3 separate regions of the Mus musculus genome follow, and regions 1 and 3 are each linked to region 2. Evidence: chromatin loops called from intact Hi-C (ENCODE). Cell type or tissue: heart. All regions are shown on one strand.

Evidence for each region. Hi-C counts contacts between places; a loop is a spot of excess contacts. Peaks named below come from ENCODE experiments on the same cell type or tissue, not always from the same donor. Only the 100,000 strongest peaks of a DNase experiment are listed, where the experiment ranks them.
Region 1: a loop joins it to region 2, with 4 times the contacts of the local background. A loop is called at or near these places in 3 of 42 quality-filtered maps.
Region 3: a loop joins it to region 2, with 6 times the contacts of the local background. A loop is called at or near these places in 7 of 42 quality-filtered maps.

Annotation. Positions count from the first base shown.
Region 1 is chr3:10,055,947-10,063,946 of GRCm38, forward strand. It overlaps Gm33365 (a long non-coding RNA gene), which reads right to left. Exons shown (of 4, transcript XR_387544.2): 2 at 7,238-7,375; 3 at 1,829-1,989. Among named protein-coding and RNA genes, the nearest start is that of Gm33365, 4.4 kb to the right of the region's middle. In heart, a CTCF peak has its summit at 3,916; a DNase peak (open chromatin) is centred at 3,985.
Region 2 is chr3:10,205,058-10,213,057 of GRCm38, forward strand. Fabp4 (fatty acid binding protein 4, adipocyte) reads right to left here and starts at 3,559. Exons shown (of 4, transcript NM_024406.3): 1 at 3,382-3,559; 2 at 893-1,065; 3 at 184-285. The coding sequence starts at 3,454. In heart, no CTCF peak of the experiment used is centred here; DNase peaks (open chromatin) are centred at 944, 3,524 and 6,644.
Region 3 is chr3:10,139,231-10,147,230 of GRCm38, forward strand. No RefSeq gene overlaps it. Among named protein-coding and RNA genes, the nearest start is that of Pmp2, 41 kb to the right of the region's middle. In heart, a CTCF peak has its summit at 6,388; DNase peaks (open chromatin) are centred at 4,061, 6,381, 7,051 and 7,661; H3K27ac peaks cover 1,416 bases.

The DNA.
Region 1 (8,000 bases), 150 kb before region 2:
AACCCCAACCATAACATTATTTTTTGTTGTATGTCTTAACTGTGCTTTTTCTACGGTTACAGATTGTATTGTAAATGTCTGGTGTTTGGAATGTCTGATATGTGATCCCCGTGAAAGGTTGTTTGGAAACCCCAAGTGGGTTGTGACCCACAGGCTGAGAACTACGGCTAGCCATTTTGGTTCACTAGGTCTCTGGGTTTCCAGTTGCTCTCTTTGCTCCTTCTCTCTCCTCTTCCTCTCTTGCTACCCCCTAGCCCCCATCTTTCATCGTGTGGTTCAGTCTGGACCCTTTCAGATTCCTCTCGTACTGTATTATCCCCTTACTACAATAAACCTCTCCTCCACCATACCTAGGAGCTGTCATATCCTCATGGTTTCCATCATCTGGTGAGATAAATATAGAATATTGGGTTTTACGAGCTGGAAAGAACCTTAAATAAAGCACATTCATATAAATAACATATTTGAATTACTCTTGAAATATCTAGCACTATTAAAAATAATTTTTTTGCACCAGGCAGTGGTGGTGCTCACCTTTAATCCCAGTGCTCTGAGGCAGAGGCAGATGGATTTGTGAGTTTGAGGCCAGCCTAGGGTACAGAGAAAGACAGTTTCAGGACAGACAGGGTTACATAGAGTAACCCTGTCCAGAGAAAAATCAATCACTAAATAAACAAATTTAATAATAATGATCATTACATCTTATTTATATATTTTGAACATTAATATATTTATATTATAAATAATAATGTATTTATATTATAAATATAAAATATAACAGTTATTATTATTATTATATTTTAAGAATTCTTAAGTCTATAAGCCTGTTCCCCTTCAGCCTTTGGTTGCTAACTTTTAAGACATTAAAATGTGATAAAATAGTGATCATAGCTCCATATGATGCTAACCATGATTTTTTAAATTAAAATAATACATTTGTTTGTTTGTTTGTTTGTTTGTTTTAATAACCCACAGCTATGTCTTTCTGTTTGCTGGGCTCTCATATCTGAGGGCAAACAAATGTCATCTCTGGTTAGCCACTGTCTTCTTGTGTCCTTGGAAACAAGGAAAACAAGAAAAAGTAGCCACTTTAAAAACAAGGAATTTCAGGTCTGGCAAGGCAACTCAGAAGGTAAAGAAGAGCTGAGCCTGACTCCTGGGACTCACGGGGAAGGAGAGCATGAGCTCCTATGGGCTGTCCTCTGACCTCCACAGGTGAGATGGAGGTGTGCCGATGCACCTTCCATAAAAATATACAGGAAAAACTAAAGCTTCCCACTCTTGAGAGCAAAGTACCTTCATTTTTTTTTAATTAGGTATTTTCCTCGTTTACATTTTCAATGCTATCCCAAAAGTCCCCCATCCCCACCCCCCATCCCCTACCCACCCACTCCCCCTTTTTGGCCCTGGCGTTCCCCTGTACTGGGGCATATACAGTTTGCAAGTCCAATGGGCCTCTCTTTCCAGTGATGGCCAACTAGGCCATCTTTTGATACATATGCAGCTAGAGACAAGAGCTCCGGGGTACTGGTTAGTTCCTATTGTTGTTCCACCTATAGGGTTGCAGTTCCCTTTAGCTCCTTGGGTAATTTCTCTAGCTCCTCCATTGGGGGCCGTGTGACCCATCCAATAGCTGACTGTGATCATATCCAGAAGTACCTTCATTTTATAAGAGGAAGATCGAAAGACATAATGAGCCATGTGGTTGCCCAATGGCACATGGAGGGCCAATGGCGGAGTCTGCACAGAATCTCATGTTCTGCACAGATTTCAAGAAAAGCCTTCATGTAGAAAGGTTTCTTCTGCCTGCTTATGGAAGCTTGCTTACCAGGCCTCTGGGGTCTAAGAACTCGATTTTAGAGTGTTTGTTTGTTGATGGAGTAGCTCCAGAGTCCTGAGAGTGGCTTTGCGTCTGCATTGAGCCAGTTCAATTCTCAGACGGTCCTCAATGTCTGGAGTGGATTAGCGAGTCTCCCAGGTCTTGTCTGTCTACATCAGTGAAGAAGAGCAACAGCATGAGTAATCTGAGATGGACAGGAAACAGTTCTGGAGAGCTTCTAAACCCGTCCAACTACAGAGATTAGTAATAACTTCCCATGGCAACAAGACCACCTTTCATATAAAAGACTTGTGCTGGCATCTGTAAGTATATTTCCAAAGGCGACTTACCTAATTCCACCTAGTAATAGTCATTAGGTGGAAGTCTAATCAGTAGATCATGGTTTGTTTCAAAGGATGGAACATTCAATCCATGCAGGGAAGCAGATGACAGAGCAAGTAGATCTGTTATTTAATATTTTTCTACAATGATCTTCAACATGCGAAGAAGCTGGGGATGAGCTGAAGGAAGGCTCCCTGATCCTCTGGGAATATTGTTAAAGCTACTCCCTAGTTCCCAGGCTGCTCCTCGCTCACCCCAACCTATTGTTTTAAAGATCCATTTGATCACTGTGTATCCCTTTTAAATTTAAGTAACTTTCTGATTTTCACCATTTTTGTAGAGATGAGATAGTGTTTTTATTTAAAAGGACCCCCACACATGCACACACATGCGCTCACATGCACATCATTACCATAAACAGTGAGGAGTTTTATCTTTAAAGTGATATCGCTTGAGCCACAGGTCATTTTAGTGTCTCTCTGTTGTTCTAAGAAGCCCTGCCTACAGCCTTCTCCGTAAGGAGATAAGGCTGTGTAAGAGAGACTTTTCCAACCACGCTGGGAGATTGCATGTTACAACCAGCATTTGACTATCTTTCAACTGCAGATTCAGAGGCAGGGTGTCCCTGGACCTTGCACATGAAAATGTACGATTTATCCAGCACTGCCCATGTGGCACCGGTTGACATTTTCCATCTTGTGATTTTGTAAAAGTAACAATTTGGGACTGATGGGCATATTAACACCGTATGAGAAAGACCAGGCTTGAGAATATATTGAACACACCAGACCAAGGAAATTGTATGACACTTTCACCTGACTCTATCAAGAGGAGGCCACCTAACACGCTGATATCAGCAGCTCCCAACAACCTGCCCTGGGACTGTCTTGTGGGTGCAAGGGGTGGACAGACAGACACCTGTGACTGCCCTCACTGACTTAGCACTGTGCATCAGTTCTTCACCTCAGCTTTACTCTGACCTTGTGGCTTACTCTCCTCCCCCAAGAACAGAGATTTATGATTTTTGCATCTGTATCTCAGCCTCCTCTCCCAGCTTCTCAGTAAGGCCTCTGTGAGCTCTGCTGTAGTCTCTTGGTAGCCATTTTCTAGCCCACACAGACGCATATACACATACATATATCAATGTCTATAGGTAGACACAATTACTGGGTGATGTGTAATATGTGATCATAGGGTTAATGTCAATAATGTAATTTGGAATAAAATATAATGTTTGCCAGCGGCTAGCTCTCAGAATCGGGACGACTTGGCAAATGCAGCCAATGAAATTATGAATTTATTATTATCCAGTAGTTCTGACATTATTGAAAGACACAAAACATGTCTACATGCTTCTGGCAAGGAATGCCCGTGGCACTGTTGTTCCTAAAACATTTCCTAAAACTATGTTTGTACCCAAGGAATTGAAAGATGCTGATGGCCCTGGTGGAGAAGGCCTTAGTTCTGTGCATCTCTGGGCTGTGCTGGGTCAGCACAGTCTCCACCCTTTAGTTAAGTGGGCAAAATATATGTGGATGAATTTCTTCCTTCTCTGTAGGTGGCAAGTTTCCAGATTCATTTGATTTCTTGTATGTTCTTTTTCTAATTGTTTCTTTTTCCATGACGGCTCTGAGAGGAACACACCTGTGCGGATGAGTGTTATTCTACAATGCACTTCCTTCTCTGTAGCTTGTTCTCCAGCAGGCCAGGCCTATTTCTCTTTCCTTGAGTATTCCATTGCCTGGTCTCCCACCACTAGGTGTCATATGTATTCACACAAATGCCTCAAGGGTGTAAAAGTAAGCATGCATGCTCTGGTTCCGTGAGCTTGGTGGGCAGGGGTGTGATGACATCCTGCCTTTGGCCGAGTGTTCCAAGGTCTCTCACTCTCTGTGTAATGCCTGGCTGTGGGTCTGGCTGTATTTGCTCCCTGTATTTGTTCTCTATGTTTGTGTAGGAGAATGTCTTTAGGACTCATTTTATCACTACATTATTATTACTAATATTATTATTATTATCATTATTATCATTATTATCATTATTAACCCGTAGTATTTGGTCTTGCCTACCCTAGGTCTCTGGACTATCTGATCTTTAGTTCAAAGAGTGTAAAAGCCAAAGGGGATGGAGGATTCTAAGAACACAAGGTCTTCTAAATCAGCATGAATACAGCTCATATGAACTCACAGAGACTGAAGCATCCAGCACAGAGACTGAAGCCTCCAGCATAGAGACTGAAGCATTCAGCATGGGCCTGCGCAGGTCTTCCCCAGTCCAGTGTGTATATATTACAGCTTCCAGTTTCGTGTTTTTATAAGATTCCTGAGTCTCTCTTAAGAGCTTGTTCTTCAGGTGACTCTGTTAGCCTCTATAAGCAGACCTGGGAGGGTAGCTCTCTCCTTAGTATGAGTGGGCAGAGTATTCTCTGCAGGCAAGCTCTCTTCTTGCAGGGAGGGTACCCAGATATCTGGTGTTCAAACTGGACTCCTGGCAGGAGTTGTGTTCCACTCACTAGAGGTCTTAGGATCCCGTGTGGAATCCTGTGTGGGCCCTTGCGGGTGTCGGGCGACTCCGCTGGCAAGGTACCCCGGGGCTCGAGTGGAGCGGAAGGGGCTTGTGCCCCAGGTCAGGCCCGGGTAGTCTGCTTCCCTATTTACCGCAGTCTCAGGTTCTGCGCGATTGGATTGGGGCAGACACTGTGTTCCACTCACCTGAGGTCTTAGGATCCCATGGGGAATCCTGTGTGGGCCCTTGCGGGTGTTGGGTGAGACTCCGCTAGCAAGGTACCTTGGGGCTCAAGTGGAGCAGAAGGGGTTTGTGCCCCAGGTCAGGCCCGGGTAGTCCGCTTCCCTATTTACCACAGTCTCAGGTTCCGCGCGATTGGATTGGGGCAGACGCTGTACTACACAATGGAGTACTACTCAGCTATTAAAAAGAATGAATTTATGAAATTCCTAGCCAAATGGATGGACCTGGAGGGCATCATCCTGAGTGAGGTAACATATTCACAAAGGAACTCACACAATATGTACTCACTGATAAGTGGATATTAGCCCCAAACCTAGGATACCCAAGATATAAGATACAATTTCCTAAACACATGAAACTCAAGAAAAATGAAGACTGAAGTGTGGACACTATGCCCCTCCTTAGAAGTGGGAACAAAACACCCTTGGAAGGAGTTACAGAGACAAAGTTTGGAGCTGAGATGAAAGGATCCACCCCATAATCAGCATCCAAATGCTGACACCATTGCATACACTAGCAAGATTTTGCTGAAAGGACCCTGACATAGCTGTCTCTTGTGAGACTATGCAGGGGCCTAGCAAATACATAAGTGGATGCTCACAGTCAGCTAATGGATGGATCACATGGCCCCCAATGGAGGAGCTAGAGAAAGTACCCAAGGAGCTAAAGGGATCTGCAACCCTATAGGTGGAACAACATTATGAACTAACCAGTACTCTGGAGCTCTTGACTCTAGCTGCATATGTATCAAAAGATGGCCTAGTCGGCCATCACTGGAAAGAGAGGCCCATTGGACATGCAAACTTTATCTGCCCCAGTACAGGGGAACGCCAGGGCCAAAAAGGGAGAGTGGGTGGGTAGGGGAGTGGGGGTGGGTGGCTATGGGGGACTTTTGGTATAGCATTGGAAATGTAAATGAGCTAAATACCTAATAAAAAATGGAAAAGAAAAAAAAAGATTCCTGAGTGTGTGAATGAGTGGGTCTCCATTTCTTGTGCCTTCTTTTGGGTTTTTTTTCCTTCGGTTGGTTTGTCCTGTACAACTTTGATGTGATAGTTTTTCAATATTATGTTTTAGAAGCCAGTTCTTCTCTAATCAGAAAGGGAGTCGATCTGGATGTGGGGGTTGGAGGTCCGGAGAGATTGGGAGGGGTAGAGGAAAACCATGATCATGCTATATTATGTGAGAATAAGCTTTTATTGTTTTCACTAAAAGGAAAAAATGAAATAAAATATGCTCTGGTTATCATGGCTTACTGTACAAAATCTTATATTGAATGTACTTACATTTTAGCTCACCTTAACATAGGAGTCTGTCTCAGAATAGAAACACCAAACAAACAAAAACAAGACAAAAACAAAACAAAACAAAACAAAACAAACAAACAAACAAAAAAACGGAACAAAAAAGAAATCTTAAAATCAAGGAAACGCCCAAGTGGAAGCATTGCGTTTGAGCAACTGGAGGCTCTGAGACAGCATCCAGTCTGGCCCTGGAAGCACCATCTCCTCTGCCTCCTCACTGCACAGGTGCCAGGCAGCTTCTCCTGTCAGCCGGGGCGCTGGAGGAGCCCACAGAAAGATCATCAGGCACCTGCGCACTAGCTGTGATAAGGAAACAGACTCCACTCTCATTCTACAGTTTTGTTTTCCAAGTAAAGGTGCTGAGGTGTTAAAATATTTCTCCGTTATGGATTCTAGGCATGATCAATTTCCCCTCTTTCATGTTAGGGAAATGAGGCTTGGCATGGCTTACTCATTGTTCAAGTGCATGCAGAAACAGACCAAATATCTCCTGGGCTCTAGACACAGTATGGCCTGTCTACACTTGTTATTAGCATTAGTTCTATTCTGGAACTTTGCAAAGGTAGTTCCAAACAGAATCTCATAAGATCATGCTTGATATTTTAGGAATATTAGCTTCATAAAGCCACTTGGCTCATTAGAATTAGAGTTCAGGCTGTCACTCAGCTGCTGAAAGACTAAATTGGAAACTAATTTGTTGGGACTTGGAAGGTGGGTAAACTATTTGAGATGTTCCACTGTCAGACAAACACAAGTAAGCAAAGTTGTAAAATCAAGTAAGTTAGAGAGACAGGGTTGGTTGGATGCTTAAAATCTAGTCCATGTTTAATTGTTGTTGAGAAAGCTGCAGACTAAAAACCCTGTGGTTAATAAACTTGACCAGTTGAAGTTAAGCTACAACAAGTACTTAACAAGTACTTAAGCTTTCTAAGTACAGTTGACCAGAAACTGTAAAACCACAAATAAGATCTGGTGGAAAGCAGATTGTGAAATCTTGATCGCCAAAGTGATGGAAGGCACTCACTGTGTATGTCAGCAGGATGTGACTCTCCTGTTGGGGAGTTTAGCTCCTATACGGTCAACACCTTAGTTATGTCCTCTCGGCCTGCAGAGCCACTGACCAACAGCAAGATTTCTGACTTCATCATCAGAGACATGATATCTGAAAAATTTCAACATGACTTCTTAACCATCAAGTCTTGACAGCTGGACCATTTAAAAATGTAACATTTATGTGTGTTGTAAAACAGTATTTTCAGCTGATTTTCTCCAACCATTTGTTTTCTTTGGTTACTGTAAAAATTTTCAGTGTTACAGAGTCCAAGGCCAAATAAAGCCAGACTAGAAAGGCAATGACCCCATTTCCTGGATGTTGGCATTATGGTTGTTACCAGGTGGTAGGAGCGGTTAATACATCAAGATAAAATACTATTGAGCATGATATAAAAGGTTGGGTGTGTTTGTTTCTAAGGTGGCATGGAAGCGGTACACCTACAGACCTGCTGGCAATAGGTGTTTACAAAGGAAAGCAACATCAGACAGAACGGTAGCCTAGGACACCATTTCACACTGTAAAGTGACCGATTATGAGGCTACTTAAACAACTGGACTATCCATAAAGCTTGTGGATAGCTGTAACTATTTACTCGGTTTCTGATGTAGCTTAAGCTTAAGCGATTACTCTCCCTATGAACAGTGGTTCCTTTTGACTAAAATGCCACCATCCCATATGAAAAAATTTTATGGGGCAAAGTTTTATCTAAAGTTCATACATAGGCTGTTAGCTT
Region 2 (8,000 bases):
GAGGATAGAGTGCACCTCAGAAGGGGCAGAGTACTTTAAGCAAGTGAGAGAACCAGGATTCAACCCTCAGCTTCAAAATAAACATATAGTACAAATGAGCCTTTTTGTTCTACACAGCAAGTGCAGTTTCTAGAGTTCTGTAATGTTCTCAGGCTCTATAGCTGAGTATGCAGCGTAACTCACCACCACCAGCTTGTCACCATCTCGTTTTCTCTTTATTGTGGTCGACTTTCCATCCCACTTCTGCACCTGCACCAGGGCCCCGCCATCTAGGGTTATGATGCTCTGTGGGCACAGTGAAAAGAGACTGCAGTTTGCACATGGAGGTCAAGACTGAAAAACATGGAACCTGGGTCCAAAGGACTATTCTGATGTTCTCAGTAACTCTACAGGACAAGAACATAATCCAGCAAGAAGGTATAAAGAGAAACACATCTTGAAAAAATAATGTAGAACTCATGTATATGTATATCTACTTATATATTCGGAATAGAAACCGAAAATAGAATTGGTTTTTGAAAAAAAGGATATACTGTGAAAGAAGTTAGATGGCAGACACATGCAGGTGGGCACGGTAATGTTATGGTGGGTTTCTTGCTTTCAGCCTCGCTTTTATAAACTTCCCCTAACGTTTTACTGCTCGAATTTACTCCACATGCACTACTGTATGACTCATAAAACATGCTAATCATTGTGAATATCGGGACAGCTTAAGAGCAAGAGGAAATGCGCCCTCTGCGCACTGACGGAGCTGGGTTAGGTATGGGAGCTCCGAGGCTGTCAGTCCACCAAGGGAAGCTTTTGTCCTTCCCCTTGAGCTGAAGTCGCTTCCTGCAGGCCGTGGAATAGAAGCCTGGCCCCCCTCACTCTGCATCAGCTCCTTGTTCCTCACCTTCACCTTCCTGTCGTCTGCGGTGATTTCATCGAATTCCACGCCCAGTTTGAAGGAAATCTCGGTGTTTTTAAAAGTACTCTCTGACCGGATGGTGACCAAATCCCCATTTACGCTGATGATCATGTTGGGCTTGGCCATGCCTGCCACTTTCCTTGTGGCAAAGCCCACTCCTACAGGGAGAAAGAGAACGCATGTAAAGCTAACATTTGTGTGTGTGATGAAGAAGACACCAGGGTGCCGGAGGCTCCTTTGATGCTCTCAGAACCTGTCATCCATCCAGATTTACTGTGCCTGTCTGCTAACTACACTCCTTCAGATAAGTCCTTAATTTCAACAAGAATGTATTAAGAGATTAAATCTTCATATCTCGATGTCTATGTGTTTTATATAGGTCTGTATGTCTATATTTATTATAATATGCTAATAATAAGTGTATGTATATTATCTCTATTTTCTATTTGTGATTGAGGCAGTTTGACCATTTTATTCTTTCTTAATTACTAAAAGTTTTTTTTTTTTTTAAAATCTAAGTCAAAGGCCAGGCCTCACTTAGAGTTATTGTGTTAAAAGGTCATCTATTTTTGAGTGAACAAAAATCACATTTCACAACACTTGTTGCCAAATTTAATTTTCTAGGCTTCTTTCCCATATTACTCCCTCATGAAATGAATTGTCTGATTAATTTCTGTAGAGTGAACATGCTGTTTCACATTTCATGTCCTTTTAGAATGGTGATCGCATTCTCAACAATCAGGAAACGTAAAGCAGACTGGGTAAGTATCTTCTGAACTCAGGAAATCAGAATGTCAGTGTATAGAAAAGTTTGGAAACTAACACTCTGCATCTCGGTCCCTTAAGCTGTGAACTTTGTTTGTTTAGCTTCCCTGTGGAGGGTGAACAACTTAGAACCTTAGTCACCCTGTCGGCATGTTACACAGAATCCTTCTGTCTCGGGTGCACTGACTCCTTCAACACAAATGCTTAAATAAAGGCTATGTCTTTGACAAAAGGTGACCCAAAGCTAGAACTAAGGATGAACTGAGAGACAACCACACCACAAGATAAATGATGCAGAGGGTACGACTTAGTTCTCTGTCTAAACAGTACCACAGTGAGGAAATGGTGTGTCTCTGCCTTGAATTGTCACTCTGCCACACAGCACAGCATTCTGTACAATCAATCAGCGCAGGAAAGGGACACAGCACTGGGAAATGATTGCAGAGAGACCGTGCCGGGGACAAATAACAGCTTCACTTGTGTCTTCATTTTTATCTGACTGCAGAAGCCAATACCTGCCTACTCTGCCTTAATTACGGTTGCCAGTTCCACTCAGGAAATATCTACTGCCTTTAATCATGGGTCTCTCACAACTTAAGTAGTGTCATTATAATTTAGATAGGAATGGTAGCAGTATGAAATGTTTCAAGTGGTCAAGAGCTAAAAGTGTCTCAAGCCCTGGTATTTCTGGCTCAGTGCATAGTAACTACCACACTGAACAGTAAACAGTCGATGGGCTAAGTCATGCTGAAATTCCCGATATTCTTCTTGTCTGCAAACAAGACAACAATATTGACAGACAACCAAAAGTTCCCACTGTATAACTGAGGGAAGGTTTGCAGGTTGAGGGGAGTCTGTCCTAACGGAGATACTCTGTAATATGGGGAGGTCAGGAGAGAGGGCTTCAAAGCAGACGCTTCCTGATGAAGTACATCGCTGGCTGGGCGATGGCCCCTCTATACGGATAGGCAAAGCTGTTTGGCCACACAGCAGCCTGTGGGCAGTGTTGACAGGACATAGACCGTTGTGAGCCCATATCGTGGGAAGGGCAAGTTCTATGTGTGCTTTGCATGCCCTGCTTTCCTTCTGAATTACTCACAAATCTATGACATCACATATCACTCTAAACCAACGAAGAAACCTTTAAGTCCTTGAAGGAAAGTATCTCCGGAAGCCAAGCTTTTGTCAACTGTAAAATAATCACACATTCTTAGGCCTTGACATTGAGACAGAAAAGAATTTGCTAAAATATATTTTCCAACATGATTTGTTTTCTAAGAGGGGCAATATCATGACTTCAGTTTTAAGTAAAAGTTGCCCCCATCCTTTAAAAAAAAAAACAAACGGAAGGAATATTTTTCTCTTTAAATTATTACAAATTTTTCATGTAAAAGGAGATGTTGAAAACAGGCAAGTAGCCAAATGAACCTCAGAATCGCAAGCTTGGCAAAGAAGGCCACATCTTGTCGTTCTACAGAGAGTAAAAGATTGTCCTGTAGACTCTTTCTTGCGGGTTCACCTGGAGGGATCACGAGCTTGAAGCTTTGAGAAAACTTCTAGGACAGACTTTTTCTTGTGGCTTCTACATACACCCTCCATGCGGGAAGCAGCATTTTCTCCCACCACAGCTCCATCCTGTCCCCCCGGGCTGCAAGGCAGCTGCAAGCCCTCTCCCCAGCCCGGGGGACCCCGACCCCCACAGCACTCACCCACTTCTTTCATGTAATCATCGAAGTTTTCACTGGAGACAAGCTTCCAGGTTCCCACAAAGGCATCACACATTTTGTAAACCTTCGAGGAGGAGCTGTCTTCCAGGTGAGAAAGGCTGCAGCACAGGAGGGTGCTATGAGCCTCTGAAGTCCAGATAGCTCACTTTTAAAGATGCCCTGACCATGTGACTGTAGGAGTGACCAATGGGGGCCAGATCATTTCCTTCATGACCAGACCCTGTATGTTTTCCTCTGAGTCATGTTTTTAATAGAAATTTCTCAACTTTGGTTCTCCCTGGCAATGATCACTGGACTTAGAGTACAAATTATTTTTAACCATGAACAGAGTATTTTAAAGGTTCCTGTTTTGACTGTCAAAAGCTAATGCATTGAACTTCCCCCCATTATTCCTTATGGATTTGCCTCATTGTGGAGGAGACAATTATCTTGGACACATTTGACCTTCTTATCTTGAGTTTTTATTTTATTAATACTGCAATAATGTGTTTAGTTCTTCTGAATTTGAGAACATAAAAACTATCTTAGAGATTCTTAGTCTTAATGGCTCTTTTGTTAGAATAGTGTTTATCTCAGGAATTTTAACAAAATAAATAATGACATTTTAAAGTAGCCTAGTTTTTTGATTTTTGGTTGTTTTGTTTCCTTGGTTTTTTTGGTGGGTTTTTTTGTTTTTGTTGTTGTTGTTTGGCTTTGTTTGGTTTGGGTTGGGTTTTGGTTTGGTTTGGTTTTTGAGACAGTCTCGCTGCACAGCTCTGGTAGTCCTGGAACTTACTACCTAGACCAGGCTGGTCTCTAACTCAAAGAAACCTAGCTGCCCCTGCCTCTGGATGCGGGCTACAGCGGCCTAGATTTATAATTTCAAATATTTAATACATACTTAAAATACATTCTGCTCATTGCTCAGGAATGTAGTGCACAGATTTAATTACATTAAAAGTTAAGCCTTATTCTTCCCATTCGTAAATAGCCATGTAGTACTCATTTTTACAGACCCTTCAAAAATGGGTCCCAATGCAAAATATGTCCCTCATTTCATTTTTGAAATATATTGTAAGTTTTAATTTCATGCAGACCTAAAGATTGTGGGTTTATGTGAATGATCAGAAGTAATGTGGTCATGAATTATCAAAACCTGTTTTCTTCTTTGACACAGTGACTCATCTGAGATAGCTTTTATAAAGTAATCCAGTTTCTCAGCCTCCCTGCCTCACAGCAGAATGATGGGAGATGTTCACATGTACACCAGTGCCTGCGAGCACACCCACATTTCAGGGTGTTAGAGAGAGATGGACTGCTGTACAGGGGCTCGCTGAGAAGTACCTGCTCCCAAGTCCCTACCAGCCCCCAAAGTCTGGGGAAACAGACTCTGAAACATGATATTTTCTGTAGGAAAATGGGCTACTGTAAAAGTTTGATAAATTTAACTCACAGTAACAACTTTTAATCGCATCTGCTAGTGTCAGGGGAACAACTTTCACCCACTATGGACTACTCTCAGACTCAGGCTTCCTACTGGATAAGACCCCCTGGATTGCAACTCAAATAAAATAAGCGATTTTAATGCAGGAATAATTTTGATAATGTTCTAAATTGTTTTATTTGGAAACGTATGCTGATCCCTAACTTAGACATGTTCTCAAGCGATTAGCCCGCTGTGCTGACTGCATGTGGATTATAGTGCTATGGGTTAGACGTGCTGTAGAGCCAGCCCATGTAAACTTCTGCACTTACACAACTACTTCTGCCTCCGACAGGTGGCTAATATAACAAGAAAGCTCAACTTTAATTAAATGTAAAAATAAAATGTGTGAAACAACTTGAATTCATCAATCTAAATTTTTTAACTATAATTTTTGTGAACTTTAAATAATGAACAAGTATTTCAAAAAAAAGAGTCTGACTCAAGATGACTGTTAGTGTACAGTATGTATCACAGTTGAAGTTAATATAAAATGCAATGCATCGTGAAAATTTCTTACATTGAATATATGTTGGAATAACCATAATTAAGGCAAGCCAAGTGAAATATTTTACTAAAACTAATTTGTTTTTATTTGCTTGTTTGTTTGTTTTTACTTTTCTAATGTGGTTGCTAGAATTTCACATGTGCTCTGTGCTCTGTGCTCTGTTTCTCTTGGAACTGGTAGCGCAGCACAGTGACACCAAGTCCACCCGTTTATTCACACATGCCTTAGGCACAGGCTGACCACTGGGGATCCACGGAGCAAGGAACATGTTTCCCACACTGGGAAAGACGGTGTACAGGGGACAGTTAGGGACCCACTGTCCAGAGCATCCGCACAATGTAAGCTGACATGACACCAGAAGGGCCTTCCAGAACAAAGGAATTGTCAGCTGAAGATAGATGACAACCGCCACAACACTGGGGAACCGAGGAACTACAAGATGGCTGGCTTAGTGCCATGTGCAGTTAATTTCACTCAACTATGGCCATGGGGGGTATCTGTAAATCAGGGCAAACGTGTGAGTTTGTTCCTAGTAAGCAAAGACCAACCGTCAGGCAGTAACTTTTAGCCAGATTCATTCACTATGAGATACAATCGGATATCCCATAAGATATACCAAGGGAATCTTAACAGACCAGGCTCCTGAGGGTCCTGTTAAAGCAAAGTAAAAACAAAAACAAACAAAGAAACACCACAGGAGGCTGAGCCAGGAGAATCCCCTAAGTTCGCTGCTCTCCTGAGCCACAGAGTGAGTCCAAGGCCATCCTAGCTAATTTAGCAATGAGTGTGTCTCCAAATTAAAAGTTACAAAAGAACCTGGGATGCCCAACAACAGCCACACAGACACAGCTGGCTGAGTACTTCCTCAGAGCCGTGGGGAAGGGTCTGCAATGGGAACAGCCTGAAAGCTGGAGGAGGGGAAGGGTCTGCAGTGGGAACAGCCTGAAAGCTGGAGGAGGGGAAGGGTCTGCAGTGGGAACAGCCTGAAAGCTGGAGGAGGGGAAGGGTCTGCAGTGGGAACAGCCTGAAAGCTGGAGGAGGGGAAGGGTCTGCAGTGGGAACAGCCTGGCTTGGCTGTGGGGATGTGGGGCTGAGGTCACATCTCAGAATCTCAGGGCTGACAGGGCAGGCCCTCTGGTCCAGGCTGTTTGCCTTGCACTTTGCTCCTCAATGGGCCGTTTCTGTGGAATGCATCCTTCTAACCTTTGCCTGTGTTTACTTCTTTCGGAGGAAATGAGAATATCATTTCTGACAATTTTTAATTAGTGAGGAAACAGACCCCACTCTAGATAATGAAGAGTAACGACGGAGCCCCGTTGGCAGGGAGAGCTTCCAGCTTGTACAGGCCAGCTAAGGTGAGGGTTCACATCCAGGATCCCCTTTTATTGGAGGCAAACTTACTTTGTTAATGCTGCTTTCTAAGTGCATTCGGGTGCTTGCTGGCAACTGTAAGGTGAGCCCTGAACAGGAAATGCAGGCACATTTTTTTTCCTTCTCTCCCTGATGAGGTCACTTACCAGGACTGTCCTAGGTCCCCTGTCCAGCTAGGCCAGTATGTTCTTCTTTACATGCATGGTTCCGATGACTAAGCACTGACTCCTTGATCTCAAGATGGCAACCGTTTAGCAAAGAATGAGTAAGCCACAGACTCTGCCTCAGGTAAAGACAGACTGAGAGTGCTTTGAAGGCTCTTAGATAACTTCTTCATTTGCCTTCTTGCTCATAAAAGAACCTCTTCACACATAGCTCAGGGTGTGCAAGCAGGGACCCACGGTGGGGGAGGGGACCTCAAAGTGCTTTCTGCAGATAAACTGTGACCTACTTTGTCTTCATTTCATAAAGCAAACCCATCAGGAATTAAGTGGAAGCAAAGGTGACACTCTACCAGAAAAAAGCAGAGAAGAACTTACCAGCAGGCCAGCTGCACCATGTAACCCCCCTGCCAACACACACACACACACACACACACACACACACACACACATATCTCCATGAGGGCAGATATGCAACCACGTACAAGCACACATGCATGAGCATAAGCACATGTGTGTGCACCCACACACCCACACACACACACACACAAAAACACACACAAACACACACTTCACATTTGCTCTGTTTGTGTCTTATTACTTTCACCATCTCAACTGCTTGCATCTTATATATTTTTAAGCCTGAGTACATATATAACTTACTTTCTACAAATAGACCTAAATACAAAAAAAGACATTAAATCCCTAGTAAGTGCCAGTTGTGCTTGGTACATAGTGATGTGCAGATACAAAAAAAAAAAAAAAAAAAAAAAAGATGTTCTGTGTTAAAATTTTAAAAAGAGCCAGACAACAAATAAACAAAAACAAACAAGCAAAAAAATCAGACACAGCAGGCTGAGTATTTCCTCAGAGCCAGGGAGAAAAGGACTACAATGGGAGCAGCCTGGCTTTGCCTTCGGATATGGGGCTGAGGACATATCTCGGAATCTCAGAGCTGAGCCAGGACAGGCATAGCATTTGAAGATATCTAATGTCTTAAATATATCTAAGACAGAAGGGTTAGGGCTGCAGAGATCACTATCGGGTCATAAAGATCTTAAGAACCAGTCGGAAGGTGGCCATGTATTTGAAGCAGGTG
Region 3 (8,000 bases), 66 kb before region 2:
AGAAGGCTGTAGGATGCCCCCAGAGTGACAAGGGTGGGGTGGGGAAAGCTGGAGGACGCCCCTCAGAGTCACTAGGGACAAGGCTGGAGGATGCCCCCCAGAGTCACGGGGGGAGTAACCGTGATTAAGGAGATATGTCAGCAGTAGAGACATACAGGTAGGTGGGCAGAGCATTGAAAAGAATCTGGAAACAAACTCGCATGTGTGGCAATTTAGATTCCTGAAGCGATCAGTGAGCCAAGGATGTGTTTAACATCTTTAGTATTTCTTGATGATGATTGTGCTTCATGTGTCTCGTTAAATCAAACCTTGCAAGGTTTGTGATAATTACACTGTTCCTCTAATACCTTTCCCTCCCTCCCTCCCTCCCTCCCTCCCTCCCTCCCTCCCTCCCTCCCTCCCTCCCTCCCTCTCTCCCTCCCTCCTTTTCTCCCTCCCTCCATCCCCCCCCTCCCCAGCATCTCTCCTCTGTGTTCTCTCTGGCATAGTTTCATGTAACTTAGGCTGGCTTTTAACTCACTGTTGCTGTGGATGGCACACACACCTCTTGTACCTCCCGCACACACGTCTCCCTCCCCATTCTGCTGTTACAGTTCCTAACCACCGTACTCTTGGCCTCACACTAGGCGGCCGCTCTGCTTCCTGGGCTGCGTCCCCATGCCTCTAAGTTATCTCCTAAATATTCTTTGGCTTTCCATTATACTTGAGTCTTCAATCAATGGAGACAGAAATGCAGATTATTATTTATGTGTTTTCTACAGGGGAAATCTCTTGTCTCGGTCTGATACTCATGGACTAATCCATCATTAATCATATTTGCATGTATTTCTGCATGTTCCTGGGATGTCAGTTCTGGCTTATATAAATTTCAAAAAGATGCCCAATCTCATTAGTCGCAGAAATGCACACTAATCCATTTCAGATTCATCAAGTTGGCCAAATCAAAGCTTCTAATAACGTTAGGTGTTTACACAGGCCCAGCATTACTGCTGGAGCGAGACTCACAGAGCCACTTCAGAGAAATTCAACACACTATCGGGAATTCAGACTCTGAGAACTGTCAGTTCAGATCCTAAGCACATTCCTCAGAAAGGCCTTCCTCACACGTACACCACGTACACCACGAGGCATAGTCTATATATGCTGATTCTGCAGCAGCACTCACGGCCTGCGAGCTAAAACTCTGGAGTAGAGCCAAACACCTGGCCAGACAGTGTGGCTTCACACTGCAGCTGCACTAGCCTCAGTTCATGTGCTAACGTGGAGAAAACTGAAGTTAGGCCAGGAGTGAAAAGAAGCCGTTGCCAGATGAACAATATAAATTACAGACAGAAATGTTAAAGGATATATAAAATAGTGATAAATGTTTTTTTAAAAGGCAAGGAATGAGTAAGCATTCAGTATGATGCTCATTTCTGCGGAGGGCTGAATGTACAAGGGGTTGATGCTACATTAAAAGGATTGTCAAAATTGTATCTAAAAATTGATGTCTATATATACTAGATAATTCATAATGATATTTTATAGGAAATAATCACCATATTATGTTGGTACAGTAGCCTCAGAAGCCAATGAGGATGGCTATGGAGGCTCTGTTGAGGCCTTTAATAGGAAACCTATTTCCTTCTGTCAGAAACGTAGGATTCACCTCTCGCCCTGGTTAGACACAGACCGCTCTGATCTACCTGGGAATAGTTATAGAGATGAGCCTGTCTATCGCCTTCTAGAGACTGCCACCCAGGAGGTCTGAGTCAGCTAAACCTCCTGAGAGCCCTCCTGAGGGCAGTCACTCAGGGAGCCACATCCTCTGCTAAGACTGCTTGATTTTCTGGGCTACTCAGAAAAACAATATTTTTTTTTTCATTTTCTTCCTTTTATCTCTTTTCCCCAGATGTCAGCATGCTCCCACTGATAGGCTGGCCTTCCTTACTCTTAGTAATGGCTCCATCCCTATGCCCTGTCCTTATCTCCCCTCCTTTTTCTCCCCCCTCCCCCCCCCCCGCAGTTGCTGAATTTACAGGTTGCCTACCCTTAAAATTAAAAAACAAAAAAACAAAAAAAACCCTCCTCAAGTCTGCTTTTAAAATTGTGCTTTAAAGATAATTTTAAATTCTTTATTGATGAGACCAAAAACCCAAAGGGAAAACCCCAATTTCTCCGATAATATATGGCATCTAATGCGGAGATTCCCTAAAGTTTCCTGTAATAATACAACAAGAATTATAGGAATTAATACTTTTTGTGCTGTATATATGTGTTCTTGTGTGTGTTTTCCTGTGTCTATGAGGGTATATGCATGTGTAGTTGTGTGCATGTGTGCAGGGCAGGGATAGGAATGGGGGGGAGGTGTGTCTGGGAGTTCAGAGTCAGCACAGGGTGTTTTCTTCTTCAAATGCTATGTACCTCTCTTTAAAAAATTTTTTTTATTGCACTTTATATACTTATTTTGAGAGTGTGTGTGTGTGTGTGTGTGTGTGCGCGCGCGTGCGCGCGCACATGCGCTCAGGCACTCGTTTGAAGGTCAGGGGATACCTTAAGGGAGTCAGGCCACTCCTCCCAGCACGTGATCCCCGGGATCAAATCCTAAGGATCAAACTTGGCAGCAGGTACCTTTACCCACAGAGCCATCTTGCAGCTCAACACCAGGCAATTTTATTTACCATTTTACAGGTTCCTTCTGGAAACTAGATGCCACAGAAGCGTGAAAAACCCTTGGCAACCTTCCAGAACAAAAGCAGCGTCCAGAGCGCTTTAGCGCAGGCTCGGTGGCTCCTGATAAGCCCTCTGCCGCTGCAGATGGCCAGGGCCATCTTCCTGCTCAACATCCCCTCTTTCTTTTAATTCTTAGGGGTTTGTTTGTTTGTTTGTTTGTTTAAGTATGAATCTGAAGCTTACTGATGAGCTAGACTTAGTGGACAGTGAGCCCCACCCAGGAGGTTGCTAGAAATACAACGCTTGCTGCCAAGGCCAGCTTTAGAGTTGGGGATCTTAACTCAGATGCTTAGGTATTCACTGCAAGCAAGAATTGTTTTTAAAAGGCATCATGGAAAAGGGCTAATGTAAGTATAGTTGCCAGGAAAGCAAAGCAGGGTTTCTAATGGCTCCAGCAAGTGGAGGATTGGGGCAAGGGAGCCGAAAGAATATAGTGAGGGCCAGGACACTGAGAGACAAACCAGTCAAACTTTCAGGGCAGCAAAAGGGACAGTCAGGGACACTCTGCAAGTGCTAGCTTTGCCCCGGGGAGGGAATGCTCTCGCCTAACTTGTGTGCCTGTGCAAAGGTGCGTCCACCCACCGTTTGCTCAGGGAGGAGCACGCTGATGGTGTGCTGCTCCCCAAGCACGCGGCTATTCAATGCTGTCCTTATGTACTGTGTTGGTACAGGTTGGGGACACTGTACCCTCTAAATAATTTTCATTCTCATTTTCCAATGACTGCTTTATAAAAAGTCACCTTAAGCTTTTCTATAACTTCTCTCCACATTATATATCAAAATCAGTTGTTTACTGTAGTTTCTAGAAACAATTACTCAAATCAAGCTGCGAATGTTCTTGCTAGACTTTCTACTCTCCTCTCCTTCTCTTTTCTCTCCTCTTGGAGACAAGGTCTTGCCCTGTAGCCCAGCTGACCTCGAACCCTCAACCCTTTCACATCACCTTACCAATCACTTGTGCTGTGTTTTTTTTTTTAATTGACTTCCTCGATGCCCTAAATTTTGTTCCTAGTTTGATTTATTCCTTGCAGTAACTAAATTCAATGTTGTTCTAAAATTTGCAGAAAACCATTATTGAACCACATCAGAAAAACATTAAACCATTAAAAGATCTTCTCCAGCTGGAACAGTTGTAAAATTTCAGTTGTTCCTTTCCTTCCAAGGTCAGCTGACATGAAGGGACAGGATGTTTGCAGTCAGCGTGCCTTAGCACGAAGGGACACACAGGGCAGCGGCCACCATGCTTGTCCAGTGGGGCTTCCCTAAGGAGGCTGTAACTTCCACAGTCTATCCCAGCCTCCCTTGCTGTCCTGATTCACATCATCGTCCCATTTCTTTGCTCATCTTCCATTCTCTTTCTCTAGAAACAGCCCCACCCACAAGATTACATTTATGAGGCAGTGTCCCAAGACTCAGGAGTGACGCTGGTGGTTCACCCGCGGGCGGTCAATTTCTCAATTTCATTCTGACACCGGCACTCTGGCCTCGCTCATTGTCAGCTCTTCAGAGCTTTTCCTGGGCTACTTCTTAGCGGCTCTGTTTTCTGGGAACCCTTCTGGTAGACAATGGGGAAACAGAGAGGAACGGATCCAGTCTACTTCTGGCGCTGAGAAAAGCCTTCCCCTGGCAAGAATTCAAGCCTGGGGGGGGGGGGGGGGGGACTAGAAAGAAAGAAACAAATTGTTCAACCAGATACTGGATTGAAGGAAATTACTTCAGATATTGGCAGAAACCTAGCAACCTTTATCACGTAGATTCAGGCTATTTTTAAGGTGGATCTCCTGATTTGTTTTGGGTCTCATCCTAGACTTCACTCTCCCAGAAAAACCTATGAAGCTGATCAGAGAAGCAAGATGATCGACTCACCTGTGTGAACGGTCGATTTCTGAGTTCCTACATTTCTGCTGAACATTATAACAGGTAATGCCTGCCTTTGAGGTGGTTCATAAAAAGCCGTGTCTACGCAGGTAGGACAACTGCAGTAAATCGCTAGCAGCATTCTACCGCAGGAGGTTGGCTCAAAAGTGTTTATGTTTACGGTTATACAGAAAGAATGTGCCAGGGAGTTGTGGCTAAGAGTGTGTCGTGCTCTTCCAGAGGACCTGCGTTTGATTCCAAGCACTTACACTCGAGCCTGGCGAACATGGCTTTGGCAGGCCTTGCCCTTCTCCTCCATTCCCCCTGTCTTGCTAAAGCCCCTTAGATTATATTCCTGAAGCTAGCCACCAGATCCATTCCCTTATTTGGCCACTTCCTCCTCCTTAGGCTGAATACCAAAGTCCAGCTTCAAATGCATTGAAGTTGAGCAATCAAAAGCCACCTTTGGCTCACATAATTAACACATCAAATTAAAATTAAACACCTCATCTTAACAGGGCTTTTCCCCTTTTACTGTTATAACCCGCCATTTTCCTACAGGCCATGCCTGTCTCCTCTATCCAGAGGCAGTCATTTGTCCTAGGGACAAATACTGTCCCCCCTCTCCCTTGTTCCCTTCCCCTCTCCCTCTTCCTCAATCTCCCATCATTGTTATTTCCTGCCCTCTGTCCCTCTGAGGCAAATAATTTTCCTTTATGCTGAGACCTTGGTCTTACAGGTCCTGGGCTTATACTTTTCCATTCATACATAACAAAAATAAAATTTAAAAAGGAAAGTGTGTTTGATATTGGTTTATTAGCATTCATAATTATTATGAACTGATAAGACTGGAACATATACGCTAAATATGAAAATAAATTCATTTTATTTGTAGATCTAACAATAATTCTGGAGAAGTCTAAAGAAAATCAAGTCATAAATTTAATAAATAAAATCATGAAGTTAGCTAGACGTGGTGGCACTGTTATAATCCCATAGCCTAGGAAACCAGCATCCAGGAACTGAAGGCAATAACAGCATTGTGACATTAATCCAAATCCCAAGAGCCAGAAACAAGTTTTAAAATCTGTAAGTTCATGTTTCTCTTGCAGCTAATTTTGAAGCCATCAAGAGAGTAAAGTAAAAATGATTTTGTAAACTTGAATGCTCTGAAACATAAAATACAGTTATTTATCTGCTTGTCTTCAATCAGCAAAAGCAGTGGGACACTCCCACATGCTGGCGGATGGACAGCCTGAAGCAGACAGGCCTATGTGAACAGACTTGCAGTCACTCTTTCCCTTAGATTTTCTTGTTTTGGCCTGCTTTCTTTCTTCTCTCTCTCTCTCTCTCTTTCTTTTTTTGAAAGTTCGTATTTGGCAGAATATAAGAAGATAAGAGATACTTGTCAAATACTTGCTTAATCATCTATGTCCTCCTGATGAAACGAAAAATTTTTTTTCAAAGAATGATTGGATCGGATTAGACAGCATGGCTAAACAATAGAGAGGAGGAAAGGTGCTGGTGGGGGTGGCTGTGGCCAGGAAGAGGAGAGTGGTAACAGATTTTTGTGAACCAGTGGCCATTTCCGAGCTAATTTGGATGCACAGAGAGTTTGAGTGATTGGAACATCCTGCAGGGTTTCCTTCTAGTTCCTTCTGAGCCTCCCTCCTGCCCTGAGGCTTCATGTGGCCTTTCTTTTTTTTTTTTTTTTTCCTTTTGGTCTTTTCAAACAATAACAAGAAATGCTGGGTAGGTGTGGACCTTGCAGTTGCAGGGCTCATTGTTCTCTGTCCAGTGAGAGTGGCCGTGGACCTGGTGGTGGACTCAGAGAGGTCCAGCCCGTGATCCCGTGACTGCTGGCAAGCCATGAGGGAGACACGGCTGGGGTTTATGTGACACAGGACATGTTTTCCCCCCATCAAGGGCAAACAAGTCAAGTCTTTGTTACCTCACCTTTGGAAAATTAAGCTGTCCCGCATCTGAGACTTCGAGTGGAGCTGCTGAAGGTGTGACTATATAGTGGAAGAATTGTGGCTGTTTCTTCAGAAGACAGAGGGCAGGGGATGGGTAAACTACAGAAACTGACTGCGGTGACACTAAAGGGGGAAAAGAAATAGAAGTAATCCCGTTTCTTATTGTTAATGACTTAAACACGCTTAGGACCACATAGGAAGTGTGTGCTGGTTCCACTGATGGAAAGACAACATGCATTGATTTATTTTTCAAATAGTAGAAAAAAAGCTAGCCAAACTACCTCTGTACTTCCTAGGTTTATTCTTGTAAGGAGTATGAAAATGGAACAATCTGGACACCACTTATAACGCCTTTCTCTTTACTTTGTGAGACTCCCGACATGGCTGGTGAGAGGAGGGCTCATCTGACATGTAAGGCTGCTAAGTAGATTTCCCATCTTCTCCAAAGGGCCTCTCCCAACAAATACATTGTTGACACTGCCACCAAACCAAAAGCCGATGGGTGAACTCTCCTTGTATGTACCTTGTCCCTCACTGGTCATCCTGGAACACTTAGGAAGAGGAAGCAGACAAAACCAAGGCCAAGGCCAGCCGCAGGGGCTGGCCTAGGGAAGGCCCAATTCCTGCTTTAGAAGGGAAATTAGGTTCTAGAAGGGAAAGAGAAATACTCTCAAGCACAAACAAAATAAAACAAAAACAAACAAACAAACAAACAAACAGCAACAACAAAACTATTTTTGCATAGTTCCTATGTAAGATGAAACATTTATTTCCCGTAGATAATCACTGTTTTGCTCATTGCTGGGGATGGATGCCAAAGCCTTGTGCATGTGAGGCCAGCTCTAGCCATTGAGGTTTACCCCCAGCCCCCTTCACGCTTAGTGAGGGAAATGTTCAGATTCTATTTTACTCCAACTTTAGGAGAAGGAAGATGCTTCATGAGTGTTTGTTCCCAGGAAGAGATCTCAGGACTGTGGGGCACTGTAAAGAAGTTACACAGCACTATCTGTCTCCAGGAAAAGCATTGCGATGCCTGGGCTTCCTTTTAAGATTATCACTGGCCAAGGACCAGCTGCTGAGTTCTGCATTATGTCTTAGGTCATGGAAAGGTTCCAGAAATGACATTTTTCTTCCTGAGTGTTATCGGGTGTGGGCTCCACCCGATACTCTGTTCAAATGGTCAAGAATGCAAAGGGGGAAATGGGCAGAAGCATCCACTTATCTGATCAGCAGGGCCTGCTAGGTGTGCACAGTGCACATTACCCAAAGTGGGAAGTAATTTAGGAGAATTAGCTGTGCTAGTGGGGTCCATGACAGTGCTGAAGCAGTACTAAGAAGGTTGAGGCAATGCTACACTGTGTATGTGTGTGTGTGTGTGTGTGTGTGTGTGTGTGTGTGTGTGTGTGTGTGTTTCCCCACATACGTTCATTCTGTAAAAGGAATCCGCAGTGTTCA